Regions from separate parts of the Homo sapiens genome. Here region 2 is linked to region 1. A link is a contact called in ENCODE Hi-C or POLR2A ChIA-PET data. All regions are on one chromosome and are shown on one strand. The core of a region is the stretch at or near the end of the contact, and the rest is flanking DNA. Distances in the headings are between cores, read along the strand shown. Region 1 holds the start of G3BP1 (G3BP stress granule assembly factor 1). Region 2 holds the start of MED7 (mediator complex subunit 7).

Region 1 (5,054 bases), core at 824-3,323:
GGCAGGTGGATCACCTGAGGTCAGGAGTTCGAGACCAGCCTGGCCAACATGGTGAAACCCCGTCTCTACTAAAAATACAAAAAAATTAGCAGATCCTGGTGGCGCGCGCCTGTAATCCCAGCTACTAGGGAGGCTGAGGCAGGAGAATCGCTTGAACTCAGGAAGGCGGAGGTTGCAGTGAGCCGAGATCACGGCATTCCACTCCAGCCAGGGCGACAGAACGACGCTCCGTCTCAAAAAAAAAAAAAAAATTGCTTGGCAAAAAGATCTGTATCACTTAAAACTCCCTCCAAAAGTGAAGGGTAGCCATGTCCCTCATCGCGAGTCACCTGGGTTAAATTACTAATCTGTAAATGTTAAATTTCGCCAATCTTCTTAGTGTTTCAATTCGGAGAGTCATGTTGTGAAATGCCAATCTCTTAGTCCACCTTTTAAAAAACTTTGCAGGGGTTCTCCAAGGCCCTCAGAATAAAGTCCAGATTCCTTTGCAGAGCTAACAGGATACAGGAGACTCCCTGCTCCAGGAAACTTCTAGGGGCTTCTCTCCTGGGGCCTGTTCCCTGGTTTTGGGAGCGCTCGGGCGACCGCGAGCCAGAGCAGCGTCTCGCTCATCTCGGACCCAGGCCTGGGGCTCCACTGACGCCGACGGAGCCGGGCTGCTGCGGGAGTGGAGCCCTGGGGGACCAGAAGGGGCTTTCACTTCGCTCCTGGGCCTCCCGAGTTCCAGGCTCGGGCTAGCCCCGCGCAGGGAGGCGAGCGGGCCCGGCTCCCCAGAGGCCGAGGCCGGCGCCCGTGCTCCTTCAGCTCGGCCTCTCTCCCCCGACATAGGCGCTCCACATGCTTCATTTCCAAAATTCTCAGCAAAACTCCGCGGGAGACCCTGGTCACATGCCTGGAACGAGAACAAACCGGGGCGTGTCTGTGCCGGACGGCTGGGAACCAAAGCTATTTCCATAGAAATAGGGCCGGCCAGCCTTGAGTTGTAGCCCCGCCAGTGCCTGAAACGCCAGGAGGAGGGGACGAGTTGCCTTTTAAAGGCGTAGCGACGAGAATAAGCCCCCACCCGCGGCAATTCGAGGCTGAACAATAGTGGTGCAGCTCGGGACGTGGTGCGAGGGCCCACACTCCACTGGAGCACGCGCGGACCACCGTGCCTCAGCTGCCACAAAGGGAGCCTCGCCACACGCCCGCGGCCGCCTCGCAGCGCCCGCCAAGAAGCGCCTGGCGGAAGGGCGCACTCTCAGGCCTTCCACCGGCGACCTTCCGGCGGGAGCCTGCGGGCGGCGCAGGAACGACCCTCCTTCCTCTGCCCCGCAGCAGTGCTGAGTAATGGTGAGAGCAGCAAGGCCCTTGGCCGCCGCACGTAAGAAAAAAGTTGTAATAAAAAGAAAACAACCCGGGAAACTTTACTAGTTGGTTCGCCAGGTACAAACCTATGCGGAAAAGGCGGGGTACAGGCCTCGGAGGCCGGACCCAACCAGTCAGGGAAAGAAAGAGGGCAGAAGCCGCAGGCTGCACAGCCTCACAACCGCCCAGAGGGCACGGCGGCCCTGGGGCTCGGTCTCTTCCGAGCAGAGCAACCTCCGTGTCTATCAGCTCCTTCCGGCGTTGCGATTGGCCACAGGCTGTCTTGGCCTCTCGGACGCCCGCCTCCTAGTTGCTAGGGGTTTACTTCCCCAAAGTACACGGGCCCCACCTTGTGGCGCAACCGCTCCTGCATGGAAAACGGATCTCCGCCCAGGGGAAGACGTGTTAACGAATAAGAGCAGCCCCACACATTTATTGGCTACTTTGAGTATCAGTCAAAGAACTGCTCACTCGCCTTTCTATTGTACTTTTCGGTTATTGGTCTCTCTTAGTGCCGATCTGTTACTAGGGAAACGAGATCCTCACAGTCTCATAGGCAGGAGTCAAAGCCAATCAAGAGCCACGCCTTCATCCCCGAGTCAGTGCCCAATTACTGTTCGAAGAGCCCTGAGGACGCGGTCGGGATTGGTCATCCCGTCGCCCGACCTGGCCGCAACAAGTTAGGGTGAGTGGCAGTTATATAGACCGGCGGCGGAGCACGCGTGTGTGCGGACGCAGTTGCGTGAGGGGTTTGTACTATCCTCGGTGCTGTGGTGCAGAGCTAGTTCCTCTCCAGCTCAGCCGCGTAGGTACGCCGGGGTGTGGGCGGGGCAGGGAGGCCAGAGGACTAAGCCGAGCCGCAGCACTTGTGAGAGGGAGAAGTCTGAGTGGCGCTCGCGGCGGCCGCGCCAGTCGCGTCCCCCACCCCAACCCCCACCCCAACGGCCGCAGGCGCGCGCGGCGGACGGACGGGCGCGCGGCGGCTCCTCGCTCCCGCTCCCGTCCCGGCTGGGGCGCGTGGCCGTGTCCGCCGCGTGCGCGTGCTGCGTCCAACGGCCTCGCGGGGCAGGAGTAAGCCGCGGCCGCCGCCTGGGCCCCAGGGCGGTCTCTGGGGCCAGGGGTCCCGCGCCCAGCGTTTCCCGCCCGCCACCCTCTCCGCCACGCGCCCGCGGCACCTTTTCCTCCCCTGGCCAAGGGATCCAGTCGGTTCGGACCAGAAGGAGGCTTTCGTTTAGGGTGGGGGCAGCACTAAAGTCTGATTGGAGTCTTGCGGTCCGCGCGTCGCAGAAGCGCCTTCGGTTTTGCAGAGAGCAAAGAGGGAGCAGCGAGTGCACGGAGTGGTAGTAACAACCAATGTTCTTTCCACGCCCTCACTGTGTGTCCGGCACTGTGCGGAGCCACTTTTCTGCCTTTCATTTGATTCTTGCAGTGAGCTGGCGAGGTGGGTACGGCTATCCTCCTTCCTTAGCGGCCCAAGGCACGGGTTTGGAGAGCGGGGTCACAGGCACGCACGGGAAGGGCGGGGATTTGTTGACGCCGGGCCCTCTGACTCCGAGCTCCCCGCTTCCCAAGCCTGTTTTTAGTCTTTGCCCCCAGAGCACTTGTCCCTCGGGGCAGCATCAGCCTCAAAAGGCCACCTGCCGAGAAGGCTGCAGCGGCATTTGTACTTGGGCTAGTTCTGGGCTTCCAGGGAGACAAGGGTTGGAAGTGGGAATGTGACAAAGGAAAAGGGTTTGGGCTTCCTTTCTACGTGTACTTGTACAGGCCCTGGGTAGATGTGCCGCCACCGTAGCTTCTGGAAAAAAGTAGGGAAAACGATGAGTAAGTGCAAATGAACATGGACTGTGTTCCTCATCGGGTTTGAATCTCAGATTGCTGATGGGAAATTCCCGCCAGCGGGAAGTTAGGCTCCGGTTTTAGACGTTGAATTTTTTTTTCTCTACTTTTTTTTTAATTGGAGGAGACTTTTGCAGAAAGACCTTGAGAAGATTCACTTTATAGTTGAAGGGAATGAGGTGCAAAGCGACGAATTTAAGATCTCACTAGCATCTGTGGGTTAAAATACGGAATTGGAATAGAAAGGTTGGCGCCCAGTTACAGTATACTATTTGGACCTCTGTGGAGCGTGTCATGCTGGATGAATTACTGGTGTTGGAGATGTGTTGGAAAAAACAACTGTGACAGTCGAGATCTGTGGATGAAAGTTTGTGTACACTCCGTTTATTTAGCATTTACTCTGCTGGGTTCTTGTGTATATGCAGAAACAAGATGCTTTTCTTCAGGGACTGGAGCTTATATTTTTCTAGTAGTTACCATCTTTTAGATTATTTAAAAGCCAACATACTCCTTGGCTTAGTGAAATAAATCTTCTATGTTATAGAAACACTTCTATAAACATAAAGATTTCTATAATCGTGTTCTGGAAACCCTTTCTATAAACATGTTTCTATAACAGTATTATAATAATGTTCCAAGTAACATTTACTTGGAACTTTGCTGGTGTGGCGATTCCGGTTACTTGCCCTTACAGACTGGTTAACTATGGAATTAGCATTTTAACTTAGACTTAAAGTTGAGCAATTTAAGTTGTCAAATGGAAAAACACTAGAATGACCTACATTTAAACTGTTTAAGCTTGAGTCCAGCTAATTTTATTACTGCTTGAGGCAAAATAGAATGAAATTACCTTACACATTATTGAGGGAAAATTTCGTTAGTTTCTACTTAAAATATTAAAAAAATACAGTTCTTGGCCTCAGGCAAATGGTTATCACTTGGGCAGGAACATGAAAATTACGTGATTATTTCACAAACTGGTGCTCTAACTGATTACTTGTGCATTTATCAGGAACAAGTGAATTGAAGCAAATTGTGGTAATGTAAGGCTTGGCAAGGCTGCCCTACATCCCTACCAAGTCATACGTCAGTTTTGTTGGAGCTGCTTACCGGTACAAAAGTCTAAGCTTTTGTACCTCTTACAGGTAGAAAAGTAGACAGTTCTTTGTTTAACTCAGTTTGCTGTTCCTGAGCTGACACTGCACCAGGGGAACATTAGGAGATTTTGGTAATGTTTGTTTGTGACCTACTTAGAGCAGTTTTTCTTTTGTAACTTATGGTTTTTTTTTTTCCCACTCGTTCTAGTATTTTGCATAGAAAGTGAACGGCAGAAGGCAGTTTTAAGTTTTTGTAAAAGTTTGTGAATTTTATATCGTCCTTAGGACTGATGGGGCTAGTGTTAAAAGATAAAATTTAACATAAAGCTTACATTTGTGACTAAAGCCAATTTTATATTTTTTTTCTTTATTTTTGTCAGTCTGATAAAACTGCCCACTTGGTCTTTTAACATTTTGCAAATTGATTTTTTTTTTAACTTTCAGAATTTAAATAGGCATTGTATGTTTGTTTAATTATATTGTGCTTTGGCTTCCTTGGACGAAACTATTACTGACTTTACAAAGAAGAATGGATAATTGTGGAAGTAGGTAGGTCAAAAAAAAAAAGGAAAGCCTCGCCCGCCCCCCAGTAATTTGTCAAAAGCAAGTGGGAAAAATCTCTGGTAGTGCAGTACTGCCCTTCCAGTACTCCAGTACAAGCCCTGGAGTTGAATTTAGATTCAGCAACTATTATCTTACATGTAGTTGGTGATCACAATGTGGTGGCACACTAGGTTTATAATTTTATATCTCAGAAATCAGCTATTTACTTTT
Region 2 (5,054 bases), core at 1,259-3,758, 5.4 Mb after region 1:
AAACCCCAGGTTCAAACCCAGTATCTATGGCCATAATAACCTCTACTTATTCTACCTTAAGCCTAGGTATACCATCCAATGAGAAGATCCTTAAGTGCTCCTTTAGATTGGTGTTATCAGAGTTTCAAGATATAACACACTCTAACATCGGGTGGGGCAAGTATCCTACTAGAAGCAATATTATACTTAGAATTCGTGAGGTACTGAGGGCAGCTGTGGCGCAGCCCTGAGTTTCCACTATGCCACAGTGGTGCATAGGATGATGCAGCCTCGCCCTCCTAGGCTCAAGCGATCCTCCCACCTCAACCTCCCAAGCAGCTGGGACTACAGGCATGTCACCAAGCCCGGCTAATTTTTGTATATTTTGTAGAGACAGAGTTTTGCCATGTTACTCAGGCTTGTTTCAAACTCCTGAGCTCAAGCAATCCTCCTGCCTTGGCCTCCCAAAGTGCTGGGATTACAGGCGTGAGCCACCACACCCAGACATTTTAAAACTTTTAACATAAATTCAGATTACAGAAAAAGTGCATGAATACACAAAAAACACTTCATATTCTTCACTCAGATTCTCCAAATGTTAACATTTTCCTTCATTTGCTTTATTGGTTTTTCATTCCTTTACCCCTGAATACTTCAGTGTGTTTTCTCGTGACAAGAATGTTTTCTTCTACCCAAAGCACAATTACCAAAATCAAAGAATTAACAGTGATCTGGTACTTCAAAATACATTTTTTTTTTCCCTGAGACAGTGTCTCGCTCTGTCACCCAGGTTGGAGTGCAGTGGCACGATCTCGGCTCACTGCAAGCTCGGACTCCCGGGTTCACGCCATTCTCCTGCCTCAGCCGCCTGAGTAGCTAGGACTACAGGCGCCCGCCACGACGCCCGGCTAATGTTTTCTATTTTCAGTAGAGACGAGATTTCATCGTGTTAGCCAGGATGGTCTCGATCTCCTGACCTCGTGTTCCACCTGCCTCGACCTCCCAAAGTTCTGGGATTACAGGCGTGAGCCACCGTGCCCGGCAGAAAATACAATTTTTGACAGCTCACGTTTCATCCCACTCAAACCTTTTTAGGTGAGGAGTGCTGCTCTGTACTTTCCTACACGATGTGCATTCCTGTATTGCGGCTGCCATTTTCCTAAGGCCAACTACATGACAGGTACCATTTTTTATGGCCTCTGTAACATAATCTTCATTAACAATTCTATGAATTAAGGTTTTTGGGGTTTTTGTTGTTAGTTTTGTTTTTTGAGACAAGGGCTCAATCTGTCTCCCAGGCTGGAGTGCAGTGGTACCATCAGGGCTCACTGCAACCTCTGCCTCCCGGGTTCAAGGGATTCTCCTGCCTGAGCCTCCTGAGTAGCTGGGGACTACAGGTGCGCACCACCACGCCCAGCTAATTTTTGTATTTCTCGGTAAAGACAGGTTTTCACCATGTTGGCCAGGCTGGTCTGGAACTCCTGACCTCAAGTGATCCGCCCACCTCGGCCTCCCAAAGTGCTGGGATTACAGGCGTGAGCCACCACACGGTCCCACGAATTAAGTTCTATTATCAATTTCATTTTAGAAGTGAGGATCCGAAGTCTCAATGAGGGGAAGTGTTGCCCCAGATCAAAAGGTTAATAAATGGCACAACAGGAATTCTTATCCCAGGTCCCTTTAGCTCCAAAGGGCAAGCTCTCTTATATCCCTAAGCCGAGAAGCATCTAACTGTACAATAAGGACTGGCATATCACAAAAATTATATTTCTTTCTCTACTGTCTCTCTAGATGGAACTTTTCAAAGGTGATGGAGGTCTTATTTTTAATAAAAGCAGAGCCAAGCATCAGAGCTGGTTCTTAACTCAAGATCCAACATCTAGTGTTTGTTCTACTGGGGGAGAAGGAGCTTCACCAGAAGACGACAGACATTCCAGGGTCCCAGCCCCAGAGATTTGATTCATTCTGTCTACTGTGAATGGGCCCTAGAATGTCGCTTTTAAAACCTCTCCAGATGGACCTGACGATTAGGCTTGGGATCTACCGCCCTCGCCTGCCCCCATACCTCAGCTGTTTCATAACTGCTCCCAGAAGAAGGAAGGGCAGGGAGGGCTACTCTCATGTTACAAAGAGCCGGAGAGGGCAAATGACTCGCCCAAGGCCACACAGCTTAGAAAAACAGCGGCGCGGGGACTAGACGCCAGGTCTCCCAACCTCCACTCCGGCTCGGCGTCCCAACACGGAGGAAGCCCCGAGACTGCCACGCTTAGAGCCCCCTCCTCCAGGCTGTCCACCCCGAGGCCTCCGCGCTCTCGGAGAGACCGCACTCTCGGAGAGACTCGGGAGAGAAAGACGAAAGACCGCCTTTGGAGGCCGAACTCAGCCATGCCTCCCCAGTTCCCAGCCCAGCACAGAGGAAGCTGCGGGGTCCGGAAGAAAAAAACGCACACAGGCGGCGGCCCCAAACCGTTGCCGCCCACTTACCTCAGCTCTGGCTTTACACTGGTAGCCGCCTTCCCCTCTGCAGCCGAAACCAACTTCCGGTCTCCTCCGGGAAGAAGCCACCGACTCTGTCCTTGATTGGCTGTAAGAGCTGTCCTTTAACGAAATTCTAGCTCCGCCTCAGACCGATCCCTCGCTGTTGCGCCTACGTATGTTTGACTCCTCCCATCCACCCGTTACTGACTTTTAAAAGTCGTAGCTGAGGGTTCCGTTTCTTCGTTTCTTTTTGAATTAAGGCATAAAATTGAACAAGACACCTTATTGCTTTATTTTTTATAGACCCCTTATTGACCAGAAACAATCTTATGTTTTAATGTTTAACATGCTCTTGTAAGACTTAACGTGAATTTAGAAATTTATGACACGAAAATAACCTCCAAAAGAAACGCTTGCTATTGCGCCTGCGTATATTCCACCCCCTTCCCCATTACCACTCTTTTACTGACTTAGTCGCTGCTGGTAGTTCCATTCCTTTTGTCCTTTTTTAATTTAACGCATACAATTAAGACGTCTTACATACAAATTCGAAAATATAGACATGCAGGGTTTTTTTGTTGTTTTTTTCTTTGAGACGGAGTCTTTCTCTTTCGCCCAGGCTGGACTGCAGTGGCGCGATTTCGGCTCGCTGCAACTTCAGTCTCCGGGATTCAAGCGATTCTCGTGCCTCAGCCTCCCGAATAGTTGGGGTTTCACCTATTTTTTTTTCTTTTTTTTGTATTTTTGGTAGAGACAGGGTTTCACCGTGTTGGCGAGGCTCATCTCGAGCTCTTGATATGAAGTGATCCGCCCGCCTCGGCCACCCAAAGTGCTGGGATTGTAGGCGTGAACCACCACTTCCGGACTCCCCCATTTTAAATCCCTCGCACGTATCAATTTATTTCCTGAAGAAATCCATCTACGTTGAGCATAACCCAATCCAGCTTTTCTCCTCACCGCTGACCCCAATGTATCCTGCACCAGTGACTTCCAATGGTCGTTCCCAGTCCTCATTTTACTCCATCTGTCAGCAGCATTTGGCACATTTGATTAATGGATTGCCCCAGGACTCAGTTCTCCAACCACTTCTCAGTCAGATATCAGCTGGATGATTACATGCAGGCCCTGGAACACCGTTTCCTCTGCACTTCAGACCCTCATATCCAGTGGTGACAGACATCTTTCCCCAGTTGCACTTTACTCAATTGCAAATGTTCAATCGAAGGAATCACCTTTTTCTCCTTTCTCACATACCCCACCGAAACTACCATACCAGCCTTTTGCATTAGATCTATTTAAAAATAAGTAAATAAAGTTCCAAATATGACTGACCACCGTTCCCACTGCTATGGTCCTATGCCATGCCACCATTATCTCTCACCTGGACTTCTTTGATTTTTTGTCCTCCCTTAGTCTATTTACCACACCTTCTTAAAATATAAGACCGGTCTTATCACTCCTCTATTCAAAATCCTCCAAGGCTTTCTATGACTTTTAGAATAAAATCTGACATCCTTCCCCTGGCCTATATCACAGGCCCTACAAAATTGCCAAGTACATCCCGGCCTTGGGGCCAATGCATTTGCCTGGAACTCTTTGCACAGATATTGACACGTCTCATTTCCTTCTTTCCTTTTTTTTTTTTTTTTTTTTTTTTTTTTTTTTGAGACGAAGTCTTGCTCTGTCACCCAGGCTGGAGTGCAGTGGCCCAATCTCGGCTCACTGCAAGCTCCACCTCCCAGGTTCACGCCATTCTCCTGCCTCAGCCTCCCCAGCAGCTGGGACTAGAGGCACACGCCATCACGCCCAGCTAATTTTTTTGTATTTTTAGTAGAGACGGGGTTTCACCGTGTTAGCCAGGATGGTCTGAATCTCCTGACCTCGTGATCCGCCCGCCTCGGCCTCCCAAAGTGCTGGGATTATAGGCGTGAGCCACCGCGCCCGGCTTCATTTCCTCAATTCATTCAGGTTTCTGGTCAAATGTGACTTCAAAGAGTTCTTCTGGGGTTACACTACTCTATGCAAAATAGCGCATCCCTAATCTTTCTCTTGGGAGATGCCCCTGAAACCCTTACTATGTATTATCTTTTTTTCATAGAACCTCTCATCATCTGAAATCATCTTACATAGTATATTTATGTATTTTATTGCCTTTCTTATCCATCAAAAATATCAGGTTTATGAGCATGGGACCTTTGTTTCATTTACTGCTGTTGTGTTTGAACCTACATACAACGGTGCCTGAAATTGGCAAATACTCAATAAGTGTTTATTGAATAAGAAACAAAATGAATACAATCATCACTTTCAAATAAATTCATAGCGTGGCTTTGGTGGTTATACCACAGTCTCTTTAGCCAGATCCTCATTGTGTTAAATTATTTTTCTCCAAATTTGATCCAGTGTAACTACACAGGATGATGAGATCCCAGTACATATATGTTTGTGCATGTGTCCAATTTTGTTCTTTGAAATAAATTTCTAGAAATAGAATTACTGGGCCCAAAGGGGCAGTGTCTTAACAGTTAGTAGCAGAATCAAGGCTAGAATCTTGGACTCTTGACTATCAATCTAGTGTTCTTTCCAATAAACTTCAA

The links. Hi-C counts contacts between places; a loop is a spot of excess contacts on that map. ChIA-PET counts read pairs that join two places held with the same protein, here RNA polymerase II (POLR2A). Pooled maps may share reads with other maps.
Region 2: a map of B cell shows a loop between it and region 1 (22-fold over the local background). The contact joins the promoter of MED7 here to the promoter of G3BP1 in region 1. A Hi-C loop is called at or near these places in 1 of 168 maps with a recorded cell type or tissue (B cell) and 6 of 50 pooled maps. POLR2A ChIA-PET finds 5 or more read pairs at or near these places in 1 of 52 experiments (CD4-positive, alpha-beta T cell).

What each region holds. Positions count from the first base shown.
Region 1 is chr5:151,769,881-151,774,934 of GRCh38, forward strand. It overlaps G3BP1 (G3BP stress granule assembly factor 1), which reads left to right and starts at 2,074. Exons shown (of 12, transcript NM_005754.3): 1 at 2,074-2,156. It overlaps LOC100652758 (a long non-coding RNA gene), which reads right to left and starts at 2,296. Exons shown (of 2, transcript NR_132345.1): 1 at 1,823-2,296; 2 at 1-892. RefSeq lists enhancers at 161-882, 1,261-1,490, 1,748-2,042 and silencers at 2,251-2,580, 2,631-2,700.
Region 2 is chr5:157,140,357-157,145,410 of GRCh38, forward strand. It overlaps MED7 (mediator complex subunit 7), which reads right to left and starts at 2,509. Exons shown (of 2, transcript NM_004270.5): 1 at 2,464-2,509. RefSeq lists enhancers at 2,177-2,226, 3,037-3,136.